Regions from separate parts of the Homo sapiens genome. Here region 2 is linked to region 1. A link is an interaction called in ENCODE POLR2A ChIA-PET data of the cell type or tissue named here. Cell type or tissue: GM12878. All regions are shown on one strand.

Region 1 (8,000 bases):
GAAAATGACCTGCTAATTGGGTCCCCAGTGCCTCCATCATAAATAGATACTACAACTGGCAGTGTAATTAGCAAGCTTCCGCTGCCAAGACAACCACCTTTTTTTTTTTTATTTCCCACTGAAGAACTTGTCCTTCCTGACCTTAAGTTTCAACTCCTAGATATTTGGGGATGGAAAAGGTCTACTCAATCAGAGGAATCTATCACCCAATGAAAGCAATTAAAGTAGCAATTAAATCAAAATCCATACTAGCAAAACAAGGCAAAAAATAAAAAAGAAAAAGCAGAAAACAAAATGCATTAATAATTTCCTTTGTCTCAACCGTCCAGAGGCTTCACTAAAAATTCATGTTATAATCCAATAGCCCAATCAGTGTCTTTTCATATTCCACTGTGATTACCAACTAGACGGTTCCCCAAGGTAGGCAGCAGCACCTGGCACACAGTAGGTCCCCAACAAATGAAACAGGTTTGAGAGAAAAGAAGGTTTCTTCAAGAATTTTGTGCCACTGACCAAAACAGAACTTGGATCTTCATCATTCATCTCCTAAGAATCAAACTGCATGCTGAATAAAAGATGTTTTAATATTTGCAATATTGTCCTAATATTGTTTTCTTTTGAGACACGGTCTGGCTCTGTTGCCCAGGCTGGAGTGTGGTGGCACCATCTCAGCTCCCTGCAACCTTTGCCTCCTGGGCTGAAGCCATCCTCCCACCTCAGCCTCCCAAGTAGCTGGGACTATAGGCACACGGAACCACACCTGGCTAATTTTTGTACTTTTTTTGTAGAGACAGGGTTTTGCCATGTTGCCCAGGCTGGTGTCCAACACCTGAGCTCAAGCAATCCGCCCTCCTCAGCCTCCCAAAGTGCTGGGATTTAGGTGGGAGCCACCACACCAGCCTCTAATATTGTTTTTTAGAATGAATCAACAACCCACCCAATGGCTATAGTACCAAATGGCAAGTCATAAGACTGCGTGTTGAGGTTACAGATGATTTACAGAAGATTGCCATTTTCCTCCACGTACCTATATGAATTATTCCCCTATTTTCTTTTCTTCCTTTTTCTTTTTTTTTTTTTTTTTTGAGACAGGGTCTCCCTCTGTTGCCCAGGCTGGAGTGCAGTGGCGCAATCTTGGCTCACTGCTACCTCTGCCTCCCAGGTTCAAGTGATCCTCCTGCCTCAGCCTCCCAAGTAGCTGGGACTACAGGTGCCAGACATCAGACCAGGCTAATTTTTGTATTTTTAATACAGATGGGGTTTTGCCATGTTGGCCAGGCTGGTCTGGAACTCCTGAGCTCAAGCAATCTGCCCACCTCAGCCTCCCAAAGTGCTGGGATTACAGGCGTGAACCACCACACCCAGCTGAATTCCCCTATTTTCTGTAACGAACATTTGCTATACTTCAATAATTAGTGAAAAATTTATGAAGAAACGTGGAGATTAGAATGACATCCCATTCAAACACAGAGCAGTCTTCAAACTCCAACATGTACCAAGTCACCTGGCGATCTTGCTGAAACACAAATTCTGATTCCATTGGTCTGGGGCAGGCAGAGATGCTGCATTTTTAATAAGATTCCGTGTGAGGGCTGGACAAACTCAATGGAGCTGTGATTACTAAGGACCTACAAAACACAAAAATGATTCAGATGCCAACAATCCCAGTTTTAAAGAGATGATGATGGTAACAAGGCCTTAGATCAAAGCGGGATAACATAAGCAAACTCGTACAATGAAAAATTAATGCATTTTGGGCACCAGACAGAAAAAGTAGAAAAAAAAAAAAAAACCTAAACTTTACTTGAAAGTACAGTGCTCTGCTGGAAGCGCTCATCTTCATAGTTATAAACAAATGAAATTGCTTCGTATTGATTTTAAGTTGTAACACTTGCTGTCCAATAATGCCAGAAAAGGAAATGGAGCGAGGGACAAGATACGATAAGAGAGAGGAACTCTGGAGGTAATCAGACACTGCTGACCTCCACTCTAAGGAGTAGTTAAAACATGACAGAAAGGATTAGGTGTGGACAAAATACATGCCCAGACACACAGCTCAGCATTCATCTCATCCTCCAGGGCCTCTTACCATTATAGACTCTTTTTATTATTATTTTTAATTCAGGCTCTAAATGTTGTACAATTAAGTTTTACTCATTTCCTTACAGATCCTTAGGATTCTAATTTACAAATAAAATCAAGAGAAGCAGTTAAGGCTAAGTGTTATCAGCATGTCTCCTCCAGAGAGGCTGTCCCTAGCACCAAAATAAAAGTCCTCAGATTCCCGAAGATAAAAAGCTCAAAATGAATGAACTCGAAAAACCAAACAAAGAAATGAAACCACTATTAAAGGATTATTTTTGGCAGGCAGGGGAGAAGGTTCCTGTCCTTCTCAACACATCTAGTTATCTATCCTTCTGTGTACTTCCAGCTGATATTGGTGCCCTTTGATTGAAAATGACCCAAATCAACCCTTGGTTAACGTAGGCATTAAAAGAATGTATTGAGAGAACCTTGGACATCTCAGAGACACCAACCAAGAACCAAACAATCCAGCTTTGAAAGGGCAAGGATCAGAGTGGCTCTGAGCTTCAGGGAGCAGGAATTGAGAAAGATGAGGATGTCTTCATGTCACGTGGCTCAAGATGCCAATTCTAGGGAGAAAAGGTGTATCGAGCCCAGCCTGAGTTTTTTACCACCCTCAAAAAGGTGTGGACAGAGCTCCTTAATCAGCAGATGATCCCATCAAGAACACAGAGAGGAGAGGAGATCAATACCCAAAGAGTAGCAAAGGTCCTATTAGCAAAGAATGTTAAAAGAGATGCTAGGCAGGCAAAAATAATAGCAGTACAATAAAAACAACAATAATCATGTGTTTGCTAGGGACCAGTGCTTTACTTACATCCGCATCCAATTCTTCCATCAGCTCTATGAGACAGGGATCATCATCCCATCTTATAGATGTACTGGGGCCTGAGGACACAAAGCTAGTCCATGACCAGCAAGCACAGAGACACTATAGTTTACAAGACCACTGTAAGGAAGCCACTGAGCCCTTCCCTGTGCTCAGTCTCCATGGACAATGCCTCAGCCTTGCGTTCAGGGGCCAGTCAATGCATCCAGCATTGGCTCCCATGCGTATCAACATTGGCTCCCAAGCCTCTCAAATCTCTGCAGGGCCCATCTGCCAGCTAGCAGTCACTAATGGCTTTATACCATGAGGAAGCACCTAAGATACAAGGCAGATATGGGTCCAAGTCCCAGACATGCATGATTCATCTCTAGGAATAAGCCCATTTGCCTCATGGTCAACCACCGTATGCTCATTATTGCCTCTGTTCACTTTGTGTTCACTTCATTGTGTACATAAAATACCAGCCAGGATACCCGTAGGAAGGTATCTTATCTCATTATTCTATCGCTCCTGAACACTTGGGATCTGAATCAGTATTTCAGCATGTTATTAGCTTCAGTCTTACACTGCAACACATTGCTTTAGGGACTTTTTGCACACATTTTTTGAACCCCCAAAACCCGAAGCAAAGTGCTAACACATGGCGTTTCCACTAACAGTTGACTTGAATCCATTATCTTCCTTGCAATAATGTACAAGAGGAAACTCCCTAATAGTTAAAAATCATAACGTCCCACTGGACATCTCAGGCATTCATTTCTGTATCTACAGCCTGGAAACAGGAAGGTCCAGAAGTCAACAGCTGGACCCAAGAGTGAGCCTGGTCATCCTTCCCTTCACAGCATCCCAACAAACACAGAATACATGGTTAAAGTTAACATGAATTCCACTCTTATCAAACATAGGCAAAGGCTTCTGGGTTCCTATCAGGCTACGTCCTGGCTGCACTCGCCACTTCGGATAAATTGTTCTATCTCATGCTGTCCCCATTCCCCCCTAGAGAAACAGCATCAATCTCAGAGTTGTGCCAGGACGAAAAAGAATGTACTGGACAGCTTTCCACTTTGGCTACATGTGGTTGCTACTCTTGTGATTTTTATCATTTAGATATAATGACATGTATGAATATATGATATACTCAGCATTCCCAGCACCAAAAAATTAATAAATAAAACAAAATAAGGGCCAGGTGCAGTGGCTCACACCCTGTAATCCCAGCACTTTGAGAGGCCAAGGCGAGTGGATCACTTGAGACCAGGAGTTTGAGACCGGCCTGGGCAACATGGCAAAACCCTGTCTCTACAAAAAATACAGAAATCAGCCGGGCATGGTGGTACACGTCTGTAGTACCAGTTATGCGGGAGGCTGAGATGGGAGGATGGCTTGAGCCCAGTAGGGGGAGGTTGCAATGAGGGGAGATCACGCCACTGCACTCCAGCCTGGGTGTTAGAGCAAGACTCTGTCTCAAAAAAATAAAAATAAAAATAAAACAAAACAAAATAAAATAAGAGTACAGTACATGCCAAGATAAAGAAGGACCTATATGCCAGGTACAGGCTCATACCTGTAATCCCAGCATTTTGGGAGGCTGAGGTGAGCAGATCACTTAAGGTCAGGAGTTCGAGACCAGCCTGGCCAACGTGGTGGAATCCTGTCTCTACTAAAAATATAAAAATTAGCTGGGCGTGGTGGCGCGTGCCTCTAATTCCAGCTACTTGGGAGACTGAGGCATGAGAATCACTTGAACCTGGGAAGCAGAGGTTGCAGGGAGCCGAGATTGTGCCACTGCGCTCCAGCCTGGGGGACAGAGCGAGACTGTCTCATAAAAAAAAAAAAAAAAAAGAAAAAAAGAAGCAACCATGGGTTCTCTCATTAACTCTGCCCTGCTCCCCCTCTCACATTCTCGTGGCCACACGCTCTAAAACTGAGAAGCACAAACCTAACACCACAGAAGACAAAAAGCCCCAGAGCTACGCACAGCCTGCACTCAGAAATGAATCAAATGCAGAGTCAGGGAACTAAGGTGGGGAAAAGGATGCCATGAAACCTTGCTACTAAAACCAGGGCTTCTGTTGTGTGTGGAGAAAGACCGCTGATTTGACCTTCCTTCTTACCCCAGAGCTTTTACACTTGAGTCTGATTAGCTAGTGTCTGGAACTAATTAACAGGTGTGGCATGAAAGAAAGACAAAAACAAACCCTGGCAACTTTCTCTGGGGGAATTAACGACTAGATTTACAACGCCTCCTCCAGGCTAGAACTAACTGAGAGCACAGTGAGATGGGATTCATTATTCAAGGAGTATCCACCTCCAGAGAAGTTTAAAATTCATCCCTGGCTACATGGCTGCTTCCTTGGCTATAGATGGGTACAAAAAAATACCATTGAGAAAAACATCAGAATGGACCAAGCCCAGGCTTTGAAAAGTCAGAAAGCAAGAAGGCATGTCTGCTATGCTCTAGGACTAACATGCCAATGAGGGAAACACAAATATTTTCTCTCCATCAAGACATTACTTCCCTGTAACTACTCCAAAACCTCCAGAAACCAGTACAAATCACACAGTACCTTGCTAACATGCCCTCTGCAGACCAAGGGTATAATTATATCCTGTTACCCAAGGTAACTTAAGAAGATCTACTGAAGGGTTTCTGCAGCCAAAAGAAAATAATAATCGTTAAGTCCTTTTATTTTATTCTTAGCCACAGGAATAAAACACACTTACCCAGTTAGGTTTTTTTCCCTTACTTTTATTAACATATGTAACACTTACTAAGTTTAAAATACATTATAGTATTTTATCAACCATAAATCAGATGGCCGGGCGCATTGGCTCACGCCTATAATCCCAGCACTTTAGGAGGCTGAGGCGGGCACATCACAAGGTCAAGAGATGGACACCATCCTGGCCCACATGGTGAAACGCCGTCTCTACTAAAAATACAAAAATTAGCTGAGGCAGGAGAATCTCTTGAACCTGGGAGGCAGAGGTTGCAGTGAGCTGAGATCACGCCACTACATTCCAGCCTGGAGACAGAGCAAGACTCCGTCTCAAAAAAAAAAAAAAAAAATCAGAATAGAGTTGACCCTTGAACGACTCAAGGGTTAAGGGTATTGACTCCTGCACGGTCGAAAATCTGAGTATAACTGTTGTTTGTTTTTTAATTTTGTTTGTTTGAGATAGGGTCTCGCCATGTTGCCCAGACTGGCTGCAAACTCCTGGGCTCCGACAATCCTCCTGCCTCAGCCTCCAGAGTAGCTGGGATTACAGGTTCCACCGTGCCTGGCTCAGAGTACAACTCTGGACTCCCCAGGAGCTTTACTAATAGCCTACTGTTGACCACAAGCCTTACTAATAACATAAACCATCAGTTAACACATTAACAGACTAGTATCTACATGCATCTTATGCATTTATGACATATTTTTTATTTTTTTCAATATTTCTCAGCTACATGGTTGATGTGTGATTTTTTAAAAATTGTCACAAATCTCCAAAAAATCTTCTAAGACATTTATTGAAGAAAAAATCCATGTATAAGTGGACCCACACAGTTCAAACCCATGTTGTTCGAGGGTCAGCTGTGTATACAAAGACTTCACCCTACTCCATGTATCCCTACAGTGGCCAAGTGCCAGAAAATGAAGATATCAGTCTAAGTTAGCCTTCTGTCCTCGCTCACCTGGCCTTTCTCCTTTTCAGAACTCAGCTCTTAAAGTACCCAAAATTCAATCCAATAAGTGCAATTCACAAGCTGCGCGTAGATGGTATCCATGTATGAACAGAAACACCACACTGTTAGAAAGAAGAGCACTGGCTTTGGAGTCAGAAGCCTGGCTTTCGCCGCTTTCCAAGTTACGTGATACAGGGCAAATTTCTTAACTTAGCAAAACCTCAACTTTTACACCTGGAAAATGCAAGGATGAATTACAGATAAAGTGTGTCCAGCCCCTAAGATGAAGTTATTTTATTTTACCAGCTCATGCTCACAGTAGGTGCTCAAAAAATGGTTTGTGTTAGCCACATTGTAAAAAACACGTGTCGGAATAGCAGCAGAATTTCAGGATGCCCTCCCTCACCCCTGGTGAAGGAGATGTTCTTCCCTTGGGGCTTTCAGTGGAAAATACTACACAAGAGTAAAACTCCCAGACCCCATGAAGGGACACGGGGAGAGGGAGCTGTCGCTAGAGGCAGATGCAGGTGATCACAGCACTCCCTAGAAAGGGTTTGCCTTGATAACGTAGCAAGAGATAACTTGGCCAAAGTTCCGTGTGAACAGAAAGGTCTGAAGGACTAGTCTCTTTCAGAGTCACTCTGAAGTCTGGCTCTGCTGGAGGGTATTAGCTAGTCCTCAGGGAACTCTTTTTGTTCCCACTCCCATGTGGACACTCACAGGCTGCTCTCAGAAGCCCTCCCCTGAGTTTCCAAGGCTCGAGATGGGGCCTGAGGATCCTCCAGCGCCCCTTCAACACACTAACTGCAAGACTTTAACATCCTTGTTTATCCCTCGTAAAAGAACTTACCACTGAAACCCAGATTCTTATCACCTGCACCAAACAAAGGGCATGTGTCCACCCTGCCAAACATTCCCTGGGAAGGAAGTATTTCCATCGGGGGAACCTCAAAAACAATTAAACAGGGATGGGGTTTTCCCAGCTGTGCCTTTGCATCCCTCCCTAGCCATTAGCCACCACTGCCCATTTCCTTGGCCTGTGGATGCACATGGACTCAATGGGATCCAAGCTAGAAGCCCTTCTGGGCAGACCTAACTGTTTTCTCAGATGGGTATGTCCTGTCTGCCTCTCACATTCTCCACATTTTAATTTCCAAATTAAGTAGCAGGCTGGAGAGTAGAGAATATTCACCTTACTTGGAAAAGCCACCCATTTTAGCATTCTGTTGGAGAAAGGAACCAAACATCCCAAGAGGGGATTTTGGATGTCTCTACACTACTCAGATGCAGAGACCACCACCCAATCCAACTGGTCAAATAAATCCACAGCTGTATTAAAGCCTGGACCACTGGTAATACCCTGGAGTCCACAGCTTGGATCCTAAATGAGCTTGGCTATTCATGAAATACATG
Region 2 (8,000 bases), 62 kb before region 1:
AGATTGCCTCACCAGCAGCCCCCAACCCTCATTACTTTTCTTATTTGGAGTTTGAAATATACACGGAGCACAGAAAACATTCTCTTGGGAAACATTCAAGCAACATGCCATTATTCTTCCAATACAAGGTAATAGAACCTAATAGAAAAATGTCTGCCCTCTCTCTCTGACTGTATTACAGATGGCAGCCAAATGAGTGTGTGTTCTGCAGCAGAAAGCCTGGGAAGTGCAGGCATTAGACGTTCCCTTGGTGCATCAGCCTGGGGTCACCCCACTCAAACACCCTGCATTTAGCTGCCAACAAAAAATGAAATGCCTTTGTCTCAGGACAGAGGAACTGAGGTATTTCAAGATGTGTAATTCCAAAAGAAAACCTCTCTTTTGCTGCCCAGTTTTCATTTCCCCTCGGGTGAAAATGTGTAGCCTGGTAGGAGCAAGCTAGGTGTCTTCCACCTGGATCCTTGGTGCCTATGTGTGAAACACAGGAAGGCATTCAAGGCAGGAAAGAATGGGGTCCTGGAGGGATGCCAGGGAATCCGCAGAAGTTAGGTGCTGCTAAGTCCAACTAAGATGCAGTCATGAGACCTTATGAATGAAACAAGGATTGCCTGGGTAACGAATGGACAACTATGTTAACGAATCTCCTAATATGTTATTTTAATCTCAGAGTGTCTTCATCACCATGGGGGTCCACAACACCCTGCAGTAGTCTCCTTTACTAATTCCACTGTCAGGATATTCTCAGGTGACAATGCATAGGACTGGTTTAATCAAACATGAAGCCTCCACTTATCATGAAGTTGCAGCCTGTCTTGGGCTTCAGGCATATCAAAAGCAAGACAGAAAAATAAAACCCAAGAGGACAGAGGATTCACGGATGGGTACAAGGGAGTGTCAGTAGATAGACAAGCCATAACGGGCCTCACAGGCCGCAATCACAATCAGGACACTTCGTAAGGGAACATCTCAAGGCATCAAGGGCACCAAACATTCAGTGGTTTCAGAAAAGCAGCACCAGCTCCAAGGTCAGAGTTTGAATTGCTAACTCTTTTTTTTTTTTTTTTTTTTGAGACGGAGTCTCACTCTGTCACCCAGGCTGGAGTGCAGTGGTGTGATCTCAGCTCACTGCAAGCTCCGCCTCCCAGGTTCACACCATTCTTCTGCCTCAGCCTCCCAAGTAGCTGGGACTACAGGTGCCTGCCACCACGCCCGGCTAATTTTTTTGTATTTTTTAGTGGAGACGGGGTTTCACTGTGTTAGCCAGGATGGTCTCGATCTCCTGACTTCGTGATCCGCCCGCCTCGGCCTCCCAAAGTGCTGGGATTACAGGCGTGAGCCACTGTGCCCGGCCAATTGATAACTTTTAATGAGCTGGATGAACCTGAACAATTACAGGATCATCTAGCTCATTAATCGCACATACCATGTGGCTCAGTTTCCTTCTTTAGAGAAACAATGGTATTGACCCTCCTTTGGGGAGTTGTTATGAGGCTTAAATTAGATAGTATGTGTATGGTGCTTAGTATAATATCTGGCATGTAAGAAAACTGCAATTCCTCTTTTGTTTAAAAATTAATCCAGATAATGGTGTGAAAGACGGTAAAATGAAAGACAGGAAGAGCTGTTCAAACACTGCCAATTCCAGTTATCACGTGCTTAGTAAAGGAGAATAGTCTGGCAGTTTCCCATAAAACTAAATATGTACTTACTATACGACCCAGCAATGGCACCCTTGAGCATTTATCTCAGAGAAATAAAAACTTAGGTTCACTCAAAAACTATGTACACAAATGTTCATAAGCAGCTTTATTTGTAATAGCCCCAAACTAGGAAAAGCCCAGATGTTCTTCAACAGATGAACGGATAAACAAACTGCCACATCCCTACCATGGAATACTGCTCAGGAATAAAAAGGAACAAACAACTTGGATGGGTCTGGGGAGCTACACTGAGTAAAGCAAGCCAGCACCAAAAGGTTATGTACCGTATGATTTCCTTTATATAATGACATTCTCGAAATAACAATGGGTTAGTAATTGCTAGAGGTTAGGGATGTGGGGGTGGCTATCAAGGGGTAGCATATGAGATCTTTGCAGTGATGGAACTGTCCTGTATCTAGATTGTGATGCTGGTCACACAAATCTACACATATGAAAAAAATGCATAAAACTATACATACACATACACACCACAAACACCACTGAGTAAATACAAATAAGTGCATGTTAAACTGGTGAAATCTGAATAAAGTCTGTGAATTGATAATGTCAGTTTCTTGGTTTTGATATTACACTATAAGTATATAGAATGCATCATTGGGGGAGGCTGGGGAAAGGGTACAAAGAACTCCTCTAGGGGAATAATGTTTTGAATGGGAGCATTTCTAGATGTGTAATTCCAGAAGAGTTTTGGACAAAGAAGGCAGTTCAATTAAGAATTAGATGATCTGGCCAGGAGCGGTGGCTCATGCCTTTGATCCCAGGACTTTGGGAGGCCAAGGCAGGCGTTATCACTTGAGCTCAGAAGTTCGAGACCAGCCTGGACAACATGGCAAAACCTCTTCTCTACCAAAAATACACAAAATTAGCCAAGCGTGGTGGCGTGGTGGGACCCATGGTCCCAGCTACTCTGGAGGCTGAGGTGGGAGGATTGCTTCAGTTCAGGAGGTGGAGGTGGCAGTGAGCCAAGACTGCGCCACTGCACTCCAGCCTGGGTGACAGAGTGAGACCCCATCTCAAAAAAATAAAAAAAGATGATCTACTGCAGAGAATCAAAAACAAACCATATTTTATCCAAAAGAGTTACTCTCTCTGAATGGAGGAGTCCTTATTTGTGTCTGTATAAAGCAGGTAAGATTTTATGGCCTCTGCACATAGTAAGTTAGATTATGAAGTCTGGAAATAGGAATGAATACCCTAGTGGCAAGGAAAATAAACCAAGTCTACCTGATCTAAGAAACAGAATTTACTGAAAGTTTTGGGTAGCTCAGCTCCCAGGATCACTGGTTAGGCTAGATCTGGTATTGGCAAACTACAGTCAAATCAGGCAACTGCCTGTTATTGTACATAAAGTTTTGCTGGAACACATCCATGCTCATTTGCTCACATATTGTCTATGGCTGCTTTCACAACACCACAACAAAGATCAATAATTCCAACAAAGATTGTATGGTCCATAGGATCTAAAGCATCTACTATCAGGCCCTTTAGAGAAAAAATTTGCCAACCCGTGGGCTAGATAATGGAGCTCAGGAACTAGCCCCGTTAAGGCAACGAGGCTTCTCTACCACCACTGCTATTCTTGTCAACAGGATGTTGTAGCAACTGGCAAAATGTCTTTTCTTCTGTCTGTGTTGGCAAAACTAGCAGTAAATCCAAAGTCTGGGACAGATGCATGTGATTGGTGGAGCCCGGGTCACATGCCCACACACTAGCTGCAAGGGAGGCTGGAAACCTGAACCTCAGACAGTCTCTGGATCCCACCAGGAATCATCTATCAGTTAAGGCCAAAACCTAGAAAGGAGTTCCAAACAACAGGTGGGCAAACACACAGCATAGAAAAGGAATGCGGGGTGTGGACAAAGCTATTAATCACAACCCAACTGGGAGAGCTTTTATTTTCTGTGGCTAAATGCAAACACTGGGTTTTTGGCCAGCTTGACCAGTAACAAACAGGTGTTAATCATTGTCAATATTTGGTAACTCTGGCCTTCTATTTGTTTACTTTCATCTTCAGTTTTCCCTTCTACCTTTTATATTATATTTTTAACCCTGGGTTGGAAATACTGAGATTTTTTTAATGTTCTTAGTGGGAGAAGGAAAAGCAATATCCAAGATCAGGAGCCTCTTCAATTGTGTGCATTTATGAAGCTAATTTTAAAAGACAAAGCAAACCAAGCAGCTCTAATGTCCTAACAACTTTCCAGCAGCAAATGGGTTATGTCGACCATAAAGCAACACCTTCTTTTCTTGTTGGATTTGACTTTAAGACAAATGAGTGTATTGCCTGTTCCAAATAGGAGGCACAAAGTTCCAGCAATCTAAAGCTTACAAGCAACTAGAGACAGAAAGGGGAGAGTGTAGCCTTTCAATGATTATCTCATTAAAACCCTTCTTCTAAATTTAACAGGATTCTATAAATCTTAGAAACCATGGATCACATTCCTAGTATCCTAACCTGGTATCCAGGCTTTCTAACTCAATGATTTCTTCCAGTTAACAAAAGCCAAACTAGTCCTATTTCGGATAGAGATGGAACAAAAAGGGGGCAGTGGGGGCGTGTGTGCACAAATACGAGATGCGTATCCTTAGTGATGGAGCTAAGACTTGCAAGATCCAAGTTCAAAGCCCTTCCAAACCAGTTATCTCCCAAAATATACCAAAAACCCACTGGGCTTCAGAATCACTTCTGAATTCCCTTGAGCAGCTTTAAATTCTCCCCTGGGATTAATGTTAGTTCTTCCATCTCCCGAGAGATGAAACACTATCATCACACACAGGCCACCCCCTCTTTGGAAAACGGTACATGCAATTTTTACTTATGGGAAGTCACATCAGTTTCACAGTAAGTTTTCACAAGGCATAAAAAAATAAAATAAGACTTGTGAGAAATGATATTCAAAACCTAAAGCTCCAAAGTTAACTTTGGCACATCTGCCAAAAATGATTTTCCAAAGCTGAAAAGACAGAGGCCTGACACAGTAGGTGACACTTCTTTATCACTCCAAGAACTCCAGGGCACATAATTAGCACCCAATTAGTTATTAATAACTTAATATTCACACATCTGCTGAAACTCTGTAGGTGCACTGTATAATTTAAATGTGATTGTGATCGTCTCTGTTAGGGTAGGGGCTGTGTACATAATGGATTTGGTTCCACAGAGCAGGAAGGAGGACAAACTTGGAAGCCTCACCTGTTCCTTCCTACAAGGTGCAAATGGTCAACTCAGAATGAAAAGGGTATCCTAGTTCATCTATAAGAATCCAATTAAACTTAAATATTATATCATCAAACTGACCATTCAATAAGCATTTGCTGACTGTCCTCTATATACATTCACTGTGTTACAGTGGGTGCTTTTTTGTTTTTTTTTTTGAGACAGAGTCTCATTCTGTTACCCAGGCTGGAGTGCACTGGTGCAATTTCAGCTCACCTGCAACCTCTACCTCCCTGGTTAGAGCAATTCTCCTGTCTGGGATTACAGGCGTGCGCCACCATTCCCAGCTAATTTTTGTATTTTTAGTAGAGATGGGGGTTTCATCATGTTGGCCAGGCTGGTCTCGAACTCCTGACCTCAAGTGATTCACCGCCTCGGCCTCCCAAAGTGCTGGCATTACAGGCATGAGCCACCGCGCCCAGCCAATAGGTGCTTTTAAAATAAAAACACAAAGTTATTATTGGACCTAGAAAAATTTAACAACTCTCCCCTAATTTTGCCCCATTTCCAATCAGGGTTCAAATCTCCAAATGCCCAGATTTTACTAGTTAATTCATTTGAATTGGGATCTAAATAAGGTACATATGGAGATCAGTTGGTATGTCTGTCTCTGTCTGTCTGTCTCTGTCTCTCTCTCTCTCTCTTTCTCTCTCTCTCTCTCCCCAGATGGGGTCTTGCTATGTTTCCCAGGCTAGAAATGAACTTGTGGGGTCAAGCAATCTTCCCTTTTCAGCCGCCCAGGTAGCTGAGACTACAGACTTTCATGGATATGTCTCAAATTCTTTAATCTGTAGGTTTTCCATTCCATCATTTTTTCCTTTCTTGTAATTTATTTGTTAAAGAAAGCAGACCTTTGGTCAGTCTGGAATAGGCCAATGGTATCCCTAACAACATTGTTTTACCATGTTTTCGTGTCCTCTGTAGTTACTGTAAATTGTTACTTGAACAGATCAGCTGTATTTGTTTTTATAAGACTACTTCCTTGGAGGTAAAGTATTCTACTGTCAGGGGCAAACAACAGCTTATTGTCTCTGGAGGATATTACCAAGTGTCGATGTCTCATGCCCAGATCCATCAATTCATTGATGGGCTGCAAAATGGCAATTGTCTATTTCCATCACTCCATCAACTTCCCCTCATCTATGACTTAGTTACCCAGTATTAAAAGCCAGTCTGAATTTTAAAAATACAGACACTAAGCTTCTACCACATATAGCATGATCAGAAGCCATAACCAAAAGCTTCATTTCCAAGTCAAATCCGGGTTTTAAGGGGCTCCCCAAAGAGTGTAGATAGACAAACTTGAGTCAATGTCCATTCACTACAAAGGGCAGTAAGGAGAACAGGTGGAGTCTGCAGAGAACTCTGGCCTCCCTTTCACTCTGCGGTGCCAGGGGCAAAATGCAGACCTCTTCTGGGTATTGTGGGTCCAGTCACCAGCTTGTAGAACCAGATCACTCTTCAGTTGCTTTCCCAGAATTATCTGAGGACACTAAGCTGCTCTCCAAACCTGAATCAAGCATCTATCACCAGAACAGAAGATCTCAAGAGGCTGGCCAAGAAAGGTCCTCGCATATGAGCAGCAAAGCAGAGCAAAATAACAAACTGTACTTGAGAAAAATAGAACCAACAGCCTGAACTCAACTGAATGATGGCTTTACAAACTGCAAGGCTGACGGCCCCAAGGAGAGAGAGGCATACGCCACAGCCCGGGGTCAGGGCCCGTGGCTAGTGGGCAGCTCTGTGGCTGAGAAAAATGGCCAGAGGAACCAATTTAATAACTCGGGGTCAGCATCAGGGCTTCTGCCTTAGTCCTTTGATTTTTACAAACTAACAATCCAGGCGAGTGGGCAACACAAAAACAACTCTGCAGGTGAGCCCTGCAGCGGCCTTGCGGGCAACGGCACCAGGTTTCTCTCTGGGCTTCCAGATGAGGAGGCTGGGGGGTGCCCTCCATATAACCAACAAGGTCTCCTCAGAAGGCATTCATTAGCTAAATGTGCACCAGCCCACAGGAAAGGCACCCAGGCCATTAAATATAAATGCAAAACAAAATTAGACCCATCCATCCTTAAACCTCAGCAAGCAAGGTTTACTTCCTGCTTTGCAATTTTTCTAAAAGGCACTGAAATGATAGCCCATGTCCGTGCTTCTAGATTTGGGCCCACTCCTTCCAAATCAACCACAGAAATTGATTTTTTAAAATCAGATTTCATGAAGACATCTGTTGACACTACTAAACCTGGATTAGGTTTCTATATATGTAATGATGACCCATCTTTTAAACAGAACCGCAAGCCCATCTGTAGTGGGACAAAACACAAAAGCCGATAACCTTAAATGAATTGGAAACATTTACCTAAATGAGAGTCAGAACTAACTCGGTGATTCTTCCTTAAAAACATATCAGTAAAATGGGTGGCATGGAGAGAAGGCAAGGAGAAATACACATGTGAAAACTTTCTCTCCCCCAAGTTAATAAAAATAATTATTGCTTAACAAACTACTCACTATTCCTGCAGTCCACAGGATAACCATGTGCTGGGCGTCTTGCCCTCCCGAGATTTCCACTTTGTTCCCCAATAGAAACATCCCATAAGGACAGGGACTTCATCTGTTTCCATTCACTGCTGCATCCCCAGAGCCAAGAACAATGCTTGATGGTGGGTATTCTATATATATTTCAGGGAGGGAGGGGGAGGAAATCTGGAGAGAGGAGGAGGAAGGAACGGTGGAGGGGGAGGTAGGAATTTTATTTGTTTCACTAGAACTGAGAGTATTTAAGAGCTAACAGGCTACTCCAAGGAGTTGATGATCAAAGAGTCAAGCTTCAGATTATTCTCTGTAAATATGCCTCTAGTTGCATGTAGTTAGAAGATAACCTGCCTGGACATCTTCTAGCCGAAGCTCGAAGAATCTTCTCCTGATCTCCTCCTATCTCCACACCAAGTTCCTCAGAGGCACCTCAAACAGCAAGGGGCACCATGCAATCCAACAGTTTCTCTTCTGATGGGCAAACACCTTCCCACTTAAAACACTGAGGGAAGAGAAAAGAAACTCTA

Evidence for each region. ChIA-PET counts read pairs that join two places held together with the same protein. Peaks named below come from ENCODE experiments on the same cell type or tissue, not always from the same donor. Only the 100,000 strongest peaks of a DNase experiment are listed, where the experiment ranks them.
Region 2: POLR2A ChIA-PET joins it to region 1 with 5 read pairs; 4 of 35 experiments call an interaction of 5 or more read pairs at or near these places.

The regions. Positions count from the first base shown.
Region 1 is chr3:61,578,366-61,586,365 of GRCh38, reverse strand. The region is part of intron 1 of PTPRG (protein tyrosine phosphatase receptor type G); the gene reads right to left. Among named protein-coding and RNA genes, the nearest start is that of PTPRG, 21 kb to the right of the region's middle. In GM12878, no CTCF peak of the experiment used is centred here; a DNase peak (open chromatin) is centred at 4,876.
Region 2 is chr3:61,640,860-61,648,859 of GRCh38, reverse strand. All of the region lies in intron 1 of PTPRG (protein tyrosine phosphatase receptor type G), which reads right to left. Among named protein-coding and RNA genes, the nearest start is that of PTPRG, 83 kb to the right of the region's middle. In GM12878, no CTCF peak of the experiment used is centred here; no DNase peak of the experiment used is centred here.